Linked DNA regions of Homo sapiens: region 2 is linked to region 1. A link is a contact called in ENCODE Hi-C data. All regions are on one chromosome and are shown on one strand. Each heading gives the region's core, a stretch centred on a gene start or an enhancer-like site at or near the end of the contact. The rest is flanking DNA. Distances are from core to core; before and after follow the strand shown. Region 1 holds the start of ARHGEF7-AS1 (ARHGEF7 antisense RNA 1). Region 2 holds the start of PCID2 (PCI domain containing 2).

What was found. A loop is a pair of places that touch in the nucleus more often than their neighbours do. Pooled maps may share reads with other maps.
Region 2: a loop to region 1 is called in a map with no recorded cell type, with 12 times the contacts of the local background. The contact joins the promoter of PCID2 here to the promoter of ARHGEF7-AS1 in region 1. A Hi-C loop is called at or near these places in 2 of 37 single-sample maps with no recorded cell type and 7 of 50 pooled maps.

Annotation. Positions count from the first base shown.
Region 1 is chr13:111,146,105-111,150,255 of GRCh38, reverse strand. ARHGEF7-AS1 (ARHGEF7 antisense RNA 1) reads left to right here and starts at 1,691. Exons shown (of 3, transcript NR_046516.1): 1 at 1,691-1,730. The region is part of intron 1 of ARHGEF7 (Rho guanine nucleotide exchange factor 7); the gene reads right to left. It overlaps LOC101060553 (a long non-coding RNA gene), which reads left to right. Exons shown (of 2, transcript NR_120398.1): 1 at 1-240; 2 at 1,551-2,059.
Region 2 is chr13:113,205,768-113,209,918 of GRCh38, reverse strand. It overlaps PCID2 (PCI domain containing 2), which reads left to right and starts at 1,250. Exons shown (of 14, transcript NM_001127202.4): 1 at 1,250-1,320. The coding sequence starts at 1,285. CUL4A (cullin 4A) reads right to left here and starts at 306. Exons shown (of 20, transcript NM_001008895.4): 1 at 144-306. The coding sequence starts at 291. RefSeq lists silencers at 1-50, 111-440, 541-810, 1,071-1,360 and enhancers at 895-1,544, 1,545-2,195.

The DNA.
Region 1 (4,151 bases), core at 442-2,941:
GACCCTGTACTTGAACGTGGCCTCACATTTAAGCACCTCACTTCCACTGCATTTATCCCTTATTCTGAGATGCTTAAAGATTTGAGGCAAAAAGCCAGGCAGACAAGGCTGAACCAATTTTTCTAGCCAGTTTGAGAGACAGTTGCCAACACCATCAACAAGTTGCAAAAGACAAACTCCTAAGGTAGCTCTGCCAGATCACAATGTGCTGCTCTTACTGACATCTTCCTCTTGTGCAGGGTGAGTTCCACCAGCCTCTTTTGATTTTCATGGGGCAAGCTAAGGTTGATAGGGTAAACCACAGTGCACTCACTGACCATCACACATCCTGCAGCTCCATTACAGTAAGACTTTAGTTAATGTGTATAAAACTTTAAATGCTTAATCTTCACTTAATGCTTTTTTCAGGACTTTATGTATTTGTTATTACTGTGCTATACAGTATAAAGCATGTTCACAGTATTCCGTGTTATGTGAGTACTGTATATGTATGTGTATTGTGTGCATGTGTGTACTTATGACTGAGAATTAAACTAGTACAGTCATAGGAGTACATAATGCTGTAACTGAAACACAGTGTTTATTATAAAGAAATACTGCATATGAGTACTTGTAAGAAATTTATATTAAATAAGCTATCTTCAAACAAAAATACACATAAAACAAGGTTATGTATTGATTGGTTGGCAAAATGTTCTGGCCAGAGTCTTCGTGGATCCTAACGCTATATTTCTCCTCAGAGCAGTGTTGCATTTGTCAGTAATTCAATGATCAAGGTAACTTTCTAGAACATAACTACCACAAATAATGATAATTGACTCTACATTTAAGAGTATTAAGCCATAAGAATCTAATTGCTATGATTTTTTTCTGAACTGAGTTAACACAACTATTATGAGTACACAAATGATGAAAACAATATGTTACCATTTTTATAAATTATTACATATAAAAAGCAAAGTTTTATCTGGAAGTGTATTTCTTTTTCTTTTCTTTTCTTTTTTTTTTTCAGAGATAGTGGTCTCACTATGTTGCCCAGGCTGGACTTGAACTCCTGGGCTCAAGCAATCTGCCCGCCTCAGACTCCCAAAGTGCTGGGATTACAGGCGTGAGCCATCGCACCCGGACAGAAATGGTTTTTTTAATGAAATGTATAGGGCTTTTTTTTTAGTTTGTTAATTTACCCCTGAATGACTATCACTTTTTGCTAGAGTGAGGTATGGCCCAGCATCGCTTGTTTTCCTGTCTTGGAGGATTTTTATGCAAACCCGGAAAAACTTTGTTCACAAAAATAAATACTTGAAAACGCAAGGAGATTTGTCATGATATATCTTAACTCTTTGAAGTCTTCTGAGTTACATGGACAAAGTCCAGATATGGTCTCTCGTAAGTTAAAAATATTTTAAATCATTTATTAACATCTTGATTAGGTCTCCTTTGATTTCTGTGAAAGCTAAGAAGTGGAAACCCCTGAGTAGCAACATTTCAGTCGTTAAAGTCATTGACTTCTTAATACCATCAATATTTCTCATTGTCTCTTTGTTACATAGCCTGGAAGTTTTCCATCTTGCAGCAGTGCACCTCAGGAAGATGACAGGTGCAAAGTCTGCCTTTCTGTATGAATTGGGAGAATGGCCATCATGAGAGAGGAGATGGGACGGCCCAACCAGCTTCATGTCTTCCATGGCTTGGCACCTTCTAAGGCTAGTCAGTTTTAGGTGACTGTGTATGTAAGTTGAGGGTCTGGAAGTGGATTCCCTTAAAACCATCCTGTGCCTGCATATCCCTTGAAAAATATTTCTGTACATGTACATGGGTACCTGTAGCAAGCTAGGTCAAAGAACACTGTACCTAAAACATACTTGTTTGGAAAACTGTAATGTCAAAGAGTCAAAACTTTATAGTAAGTAGTGCCTGGCTGTATAACAAATATGTTGTGTCACACTGGACAAGTCACTTGACCCCTTGGGTCTATGCCTTTGTCCCTGATTTAAGGCTAACACATCTTTTTGCACAGAGTGGCTGGGAGGATGAAATGGGTAATAAATTAATCCAGCAATATTGGGCTTAGACTCCATGGCAGATGATGGCATAAGCACGGTGAATGCAAAGAGTGAGACGCACAGAAGCTTGCACACAGCATGGCAAGTGTGGCCACGGAGATGTAGACTCAGCACTACAGAAGCATGGCAGAGGGAAACCTAAATTCTGCAGAGATAGGGCAGGGCTAGAGGCTTAACCAGCATAAAAGGTGACCTCGGCTGGGCACGGTGGCTCACGCCTGTAATCCCAGCACTTTGGGAGGCCGAGGCGGGCGGATCACGAGGTCAGGAGATCGAGACCATCCCGGCTAAAACGGTGAAACCCCGTCTCTACTAAAAATACAAAAAATTAGCCGGGTGTAGTGGCGGGCGCCTGTAGTCCCAGCTACTTGGGAGGCTGAGGCAGGAGAATGGCGTGAACCCGGGAGGCGGAGCTTGCAGTGAGCCGAGATCCCGCCACTGCACTCCAGCCTGGGCGACAGAGCGAGACTCCGTCTCAAAAAAAAAAAAAAAAAAAAAAAAAGGTGACCTCTGAGTTGGAAGGGTGAAGAGGCAAATGGAACTGCATCTCAAAGGTGTGCCATTTTGGCAGTCCAGGGTGTTCTCAAGGATGGCGAGTAAAAAAGGGCAGCTGAGATCATGGGTGAAGCTGTGGTGGAAAAACATGTTTGGAATATTGTGATACAAACAAGATGGCTGAAAGTCCCTTTAATATTTCGCTGAAGAAGCTATACAAACGAATGGTCAGTGAGCACGTGAAAAACAGTTCAATCTCTTTAGTCATTAGGGAAATGCAAATTAAAACCACAGATAACACTGCACCCCACCAGAATGGATCAAATGGAAAGGGCTGACAATATATCAAGTGTTGGCAAGGATGTAAAGTAACTGGAATTCCCAGACACGACTAATGGGAGTGTAAATGGTATGCTTAGAAAACTGGCCGTTTCTTGCAAAGTTAAATATACATCTACCCTAAGACCGGCAATTCCTTTCCTAGGTATTTACCCAAGAGAGATGAAAGCATAGGTCCACTGAAAGCCATGTACAGCAATGTTCATAGCTTTATTTATAATCAGCAAAGCCTTCACAATTCAAAGGGGTGGGGAAGTCTGCTTTCTCATGTAGTCTCCAGAAATATTCAGAAAACTCAGGCCTCAAGTGACCAACAACTCTGCCCAGTTCACTTTTCAGAAATCCTGTGCCAAATTCTCCGTGGTAATAAACTCCAGGCTTTTCCATCAAGAACTCTAACCAGGCAGAGACATAGTCCCAGAATCATTACAATTTTCCTTCAAAGTATGCCTTTTGTACTTAATATTTGATAAGCAGTGTGTGTGATATGAAAATTTGCTGCAAATTAATCACAAAGCAACATTAAGGTCAGACTTCAGAAGCATCCACAGCTATCCAGTTTTCATGTCAAGTCCTTACCAACTACTCCAGGGCAGGAACAATCATCTCCACCCTCAACCAAAGCAGAGAGCCGACTAAGACAGCTGCCACCTCTCAGAATTTAAAGACTCTCAAACTTTGAAAGAGTTTGAGTAAAAAAACCACTACAGAAGGAAGAACAAGCAGTATCAGCAAGGCAAATAATTAAACAGGTTCAATGTTATCTCAACAATTAAGATCACCAGTAGAAAATAGTCACATCTGAGAAGTATTTATCTCCCCAGGGAGATTCTGATTCTGCATAGATCTGAAGTACAGCCCAGGAGCCTAGCGTCAGTGTGCACATGTGTGTGTATGTTTAAAGTCTTCATCTGATTCTGATTTTCAGCCAGGTTTGGGAACCACTGGTATGGTATAACTCAGTGTTTCTTAAACATCTACATGCATCAGAATCACCTGGAGTAACACAGATTCAGAAGGTGGGGTGGAACCCAAGAATTTGGATTTCCAACAAGTTCCCTGTAGACATTGATGGTATCAGGACCATACTTAGAGAACCTAGTGGTATATATAGACTGACTCTAGAAGTGTTCTGTTTTTTTCCTACTTGGAGAATAATGCAGACTCCCAACCACAGAATGAAGGTCACCCCAGGTCTTTGCCATCAAATCTCACACCCCAGGTATGAAAGATCACTTCCTCTGAATGCATGTG
Region 2 (4,151 bases), core at 1-2,500, 2.1 Mb before region 1:
TAGCCACCCCCGACCCGGCCGGCGCCCCGGCGCCCCCGCTCCCGGGGCCCGCACGGATCTCGGGGCCTTCCCCCCAAGTCGGGCGGGGTCTCGTGGGGTCCCCGCCCGGGGCGCCTGGCCCTCGACCCGGCCGCCGCACCCACCTCGGAAGTTCTTGATGACCAGCTTCTTGGAGCCGCCCGCGCCCCCCGGCTTGGCGGGCGCGGCGGCCAGGGCCGCGGGCTTGGTGAGGCCGTTGGTGCGGCCCACGAGCGCCGAGAAGCTGCCCTTCCGCGGGGCCTCGTCCGCCATGGCTGGGCCGGAACCGCCGCGCCCCGCCCCGAGCGCCGCCGCCCGCCGAGCTCCGCTCCGCCCGCCCCGGTCCGCGCGGCCTCCGCCCCGTCCTCCTCGCGCGCCCCGCCCCGCCCCGCCCGCGTGCCCGAGCCCAACCGCCGCCGCGCCCGGCTACTCCTGAGGGCTTAGGAACGCGCGCCGGGAATCCCTCCTGAGGGATCGGACTCCCCCTAAGAGATTCGGACACCCCCTCCTGGCTCGAGGGCGCGCGCCGGGACTCCCGTCCTGAGGGATCGGGACCCTCACCCCCGGCTCCGGGGGGCGCACCGAGACCCTGCCCCCAGGGCTCCGGGCACCCCCTCCTGGCTCGGGGATGCGTGCCGCGGGCACCCCTCCTGAGGGGATCGGGAGCCGGGACACCCTCCTGAGGGCCCCGGGGCGCGCGCCTCCTGAGGGCTCGGCACCCCCACCCCGGGCGTGAGACCACCTCGAGGGCTCAGGGGTGCGCGCCGGGACGTGCCCTAACTCCTGCAGGCTCGGGAGCGCGCGGCGGAGGCACCTTATGAGAGCTCGGGAGCGCGCGCCATGTCCCTCCCCCTCCCCCTCCTCGGGCGCGCGCGCCCCGAGGCCCTGGCCCAGCCAGGCGCGGAGGGTCCTCCGCGGCCTGGTTTTCACAAGGGGCAGACGAAGGGTCAGCGCAGTGAAAGGCAGTTTAGCCGTGGGGCTGTCCTCGCCACTGGACCCCAAACCCCTCAGCCCGGGCGGGCCCGAACACACAATCAGAGCCGCTGGCGTCCCGGCTGAGAGGACGGGGCCCCGGCAGAAAGACCCCGGGCCCCCTCAGCCCGAGCGCGTCGCCGAGCCGGTCCCCAGGTTCTCCCTCCGGAACCAACCTGCGCACCCGCGGCGGGGCCGGGGGCGCCAGGACCCAGACGGACCGAGGGCCGGAAGTGACGCCAGCTGGCCCGCTTGAGGCGTAGGGGGTGGCGCTCTCCGTTCGGCGGCGCTCCCATGGCGCACATTACCATTAACCAGTACCTGCAGCAGGTGGGTCCTAGCCGGGGAGCGCGCGGCGGCGTGGTTGGCCCTCGGCGTGTTCCGTGTGTCCCCTCCTGCCTTGGACCCTCAGGCCTTTTCCTTTCCCGCCTCGCCACCCTTCTTCCGTTCGGGTCCCCGGCGGGCAGCCGCGCGAGCCGAACAGCGGCGGCCGGGACTCGGGAAGGCGGCCCGAGTTCTCCCCTGCAGGGCCGCCGTGGGGGCCGGGCGGTGTCCGTGGATCGCGGAGTCGTCGCGGTGTAAGTAGACGCGGCGGTCCCAGGTCGCTGCCCTCACTTGCTGGCACGTGTGGCCGCGCTCCCAGGCGGTCCGAAGGGCCTGCGGGCCACGCCGAGGGCCCGCTGTGGGCGGTGCTGTGTCGGATGGACGCTGTTTCCCAGCAGGATGCGGGATGAATTCGGGGACTCCAGGAGGCGATGGAGGAGTAAGCGCGAGGCTGTGGCCGTGCTGCAGGCCGGGCTCGTGCCCCTCGTCCTCGCTGTCGTTTAACGCCCTTCACTCTCCGAGCACAATGCACACTTCATATCGCTCGGTACATGCGTCTGACAGATGTTGTTCAACAGCTTGTAAGTAGCAGAAGCACAGTTAAAAGATGGACACTTGTAAAGATTCAACGCATATTCTTTCCACTAAACTATGCCTGTCTTCAGAACCAGCACTGTGGTAACAGGGATAGGAAATATAGGGAATGGATTTTTAAAATATTTGAAGGAAACATTACCAAGACGTGGTGAATAAGAATGGGTGGGCTGAGGGACACGGAGGAGTTAAGAATGATTCCCAGGCTTGTAATCTGGGAAAAAGATGAATAGAGTGGATTTGGAGGGAGAAATAAAGTTTTGGGCATGTTGAGTTTGAGGTGTCTGTTGACAACTGGGTAAAGATACGTACTTGATAGCTGAAAAGTCTGACATGATTGGGCCCAGCAGTTGCTTGGTTAATTGAGAAAACTGGTTAAAACAGGAATCACGAAGAAATGGATGTATGTTTTTAACTTAAAACATGAAAGTATACATTCACTTGCCAATTTTTTTTTTACACCACTTACCTCAAGTTCTATACTTGCCAATCTTTTGATGTAAGCCCAGGGCCTTTTCTTTAGGCTGTGTCTGTTTTGGCCTAATCTTAGCAGACTTAACATTTTCCAATATCAGTTTATTTAAAGTTAAACAAGGATATAGGCATTTAAGAACCAATTTGATACGATTATCTTTAGAATTTTCTTAATCTTTTACAATTTTTCCCCCATACCTAATTATTTTTTTAACAAACTCAAGTGAGCCTTTTAAAAACATACAACTTAGCTTATAGAGAAACAACTGTTTCCTTTTGCATTCATATTTCATTGATGAGCTTAAAAGTACATAACTACCATAACAGGTTCGGGTAGCAAAAATAGATTTGAGAACAAACACATCTGGATATGAGAACACATACAACTTAGCTGGCAAAAGCTTGCGATGTATTAGAGTGAAGCCTACTTGCTGAAAGTCGTCATCATACCTTGGGCATCAGCTCGTGTATTTCAGGGAGGGATTGGAGAGAGTCATTTTTCCAATTCAAGTCAGTTAAAGTGAGACTGATAAGCGAGCTTCTACTCTATGTGTGTAAACTGAAGTTTAAACAGACAGATTTGGGTTAAAGATACAAACCTGAGACTCCTTCGTAGTCACATGATGGGAAAGACTGAGAAGGGAAGGGGTGACCCAGGGAACAAGTAGAGAGAGTAGACAGGGGCTGGGCCCAGGATGGACTTCTATGGAGATGTGCATGCCTACATCTCCGCAAAGGGCAGTGTAGCCACTGGGGTGAGACAGCAAAAAGTCCGCTTCCTCCTAATTCTGATGGATAAAAATATTTCTGGTTGAACTGGCATGTTACCTAAGTTTTATGTATTAACAGATTCTTGAATATTTTAAGAAAATAGGTGCCTCTTCGATACAGAATGGCAACCGGTTATACATGGTAACACATGTTTGATTTGTTGTATAGGAACATAAGTGCCAATGTCACTGTATCTCTTTGGGAATAAAACCATCATTTGCACATTCATCAAAGCTAGGAAGTTGGGGGAAATCATTGACTCCTCCTTTAGTCTCAGCAAATAGTCCTTTACCTAATTGGATGTATCTCCGAAGTCTCTCAGATCCATCCCTTCTTTATCTGTTGCCACATGCTCCCCAGCCAGGACGCCCTGCTGCAGGTACTGGTTGATGGTTTCCTTTACTTTGCCCTTTCCAAGTGAGACACAGCAAAGAGACCATAGACTTTAAAGACAATAAGACTTCAGCCCAAATCCTGGCATTTTTACTAATTCTGGGACCATGACAAGTTATCTAACTTCTGTGACTCTCCATCTCTAAACAGGCTTCACATAAGTTGTGAGAATTAAAAAGACCATGAATTCACAGTAAATGCATTTACTTAGTAAATGATAGTTCTGGTATTTTATTGAAGAAGAGTTGAGCATCTGCCTCTGTTACTAAAACTTCATTGACTCTCTGTTTCCTCCAGGGAAAGTTCCAAATGCTTTAGCACATCATCTGGTCCATGTTTACCTGTTAACTTGGCATCACCAGTCTGAAGGTTTATTTCACTTATGCTGAATGCACCATTGCCCCACCGAAGTACTCATAACTTAAAATATACCATTTAACCATTTTAAAGTACACAATTAAGTACATTCACAATATTGCACAACCATCACCATTATCCAGAATTTTTTGTCACCCCAAATGGAAATGTCATAAGCATTAAGCAGTCACTCCCTGGTCCTCCCTCCCGAGCGCTTGTCAACCGCTAATGTGCTCTCTGTCTGTATG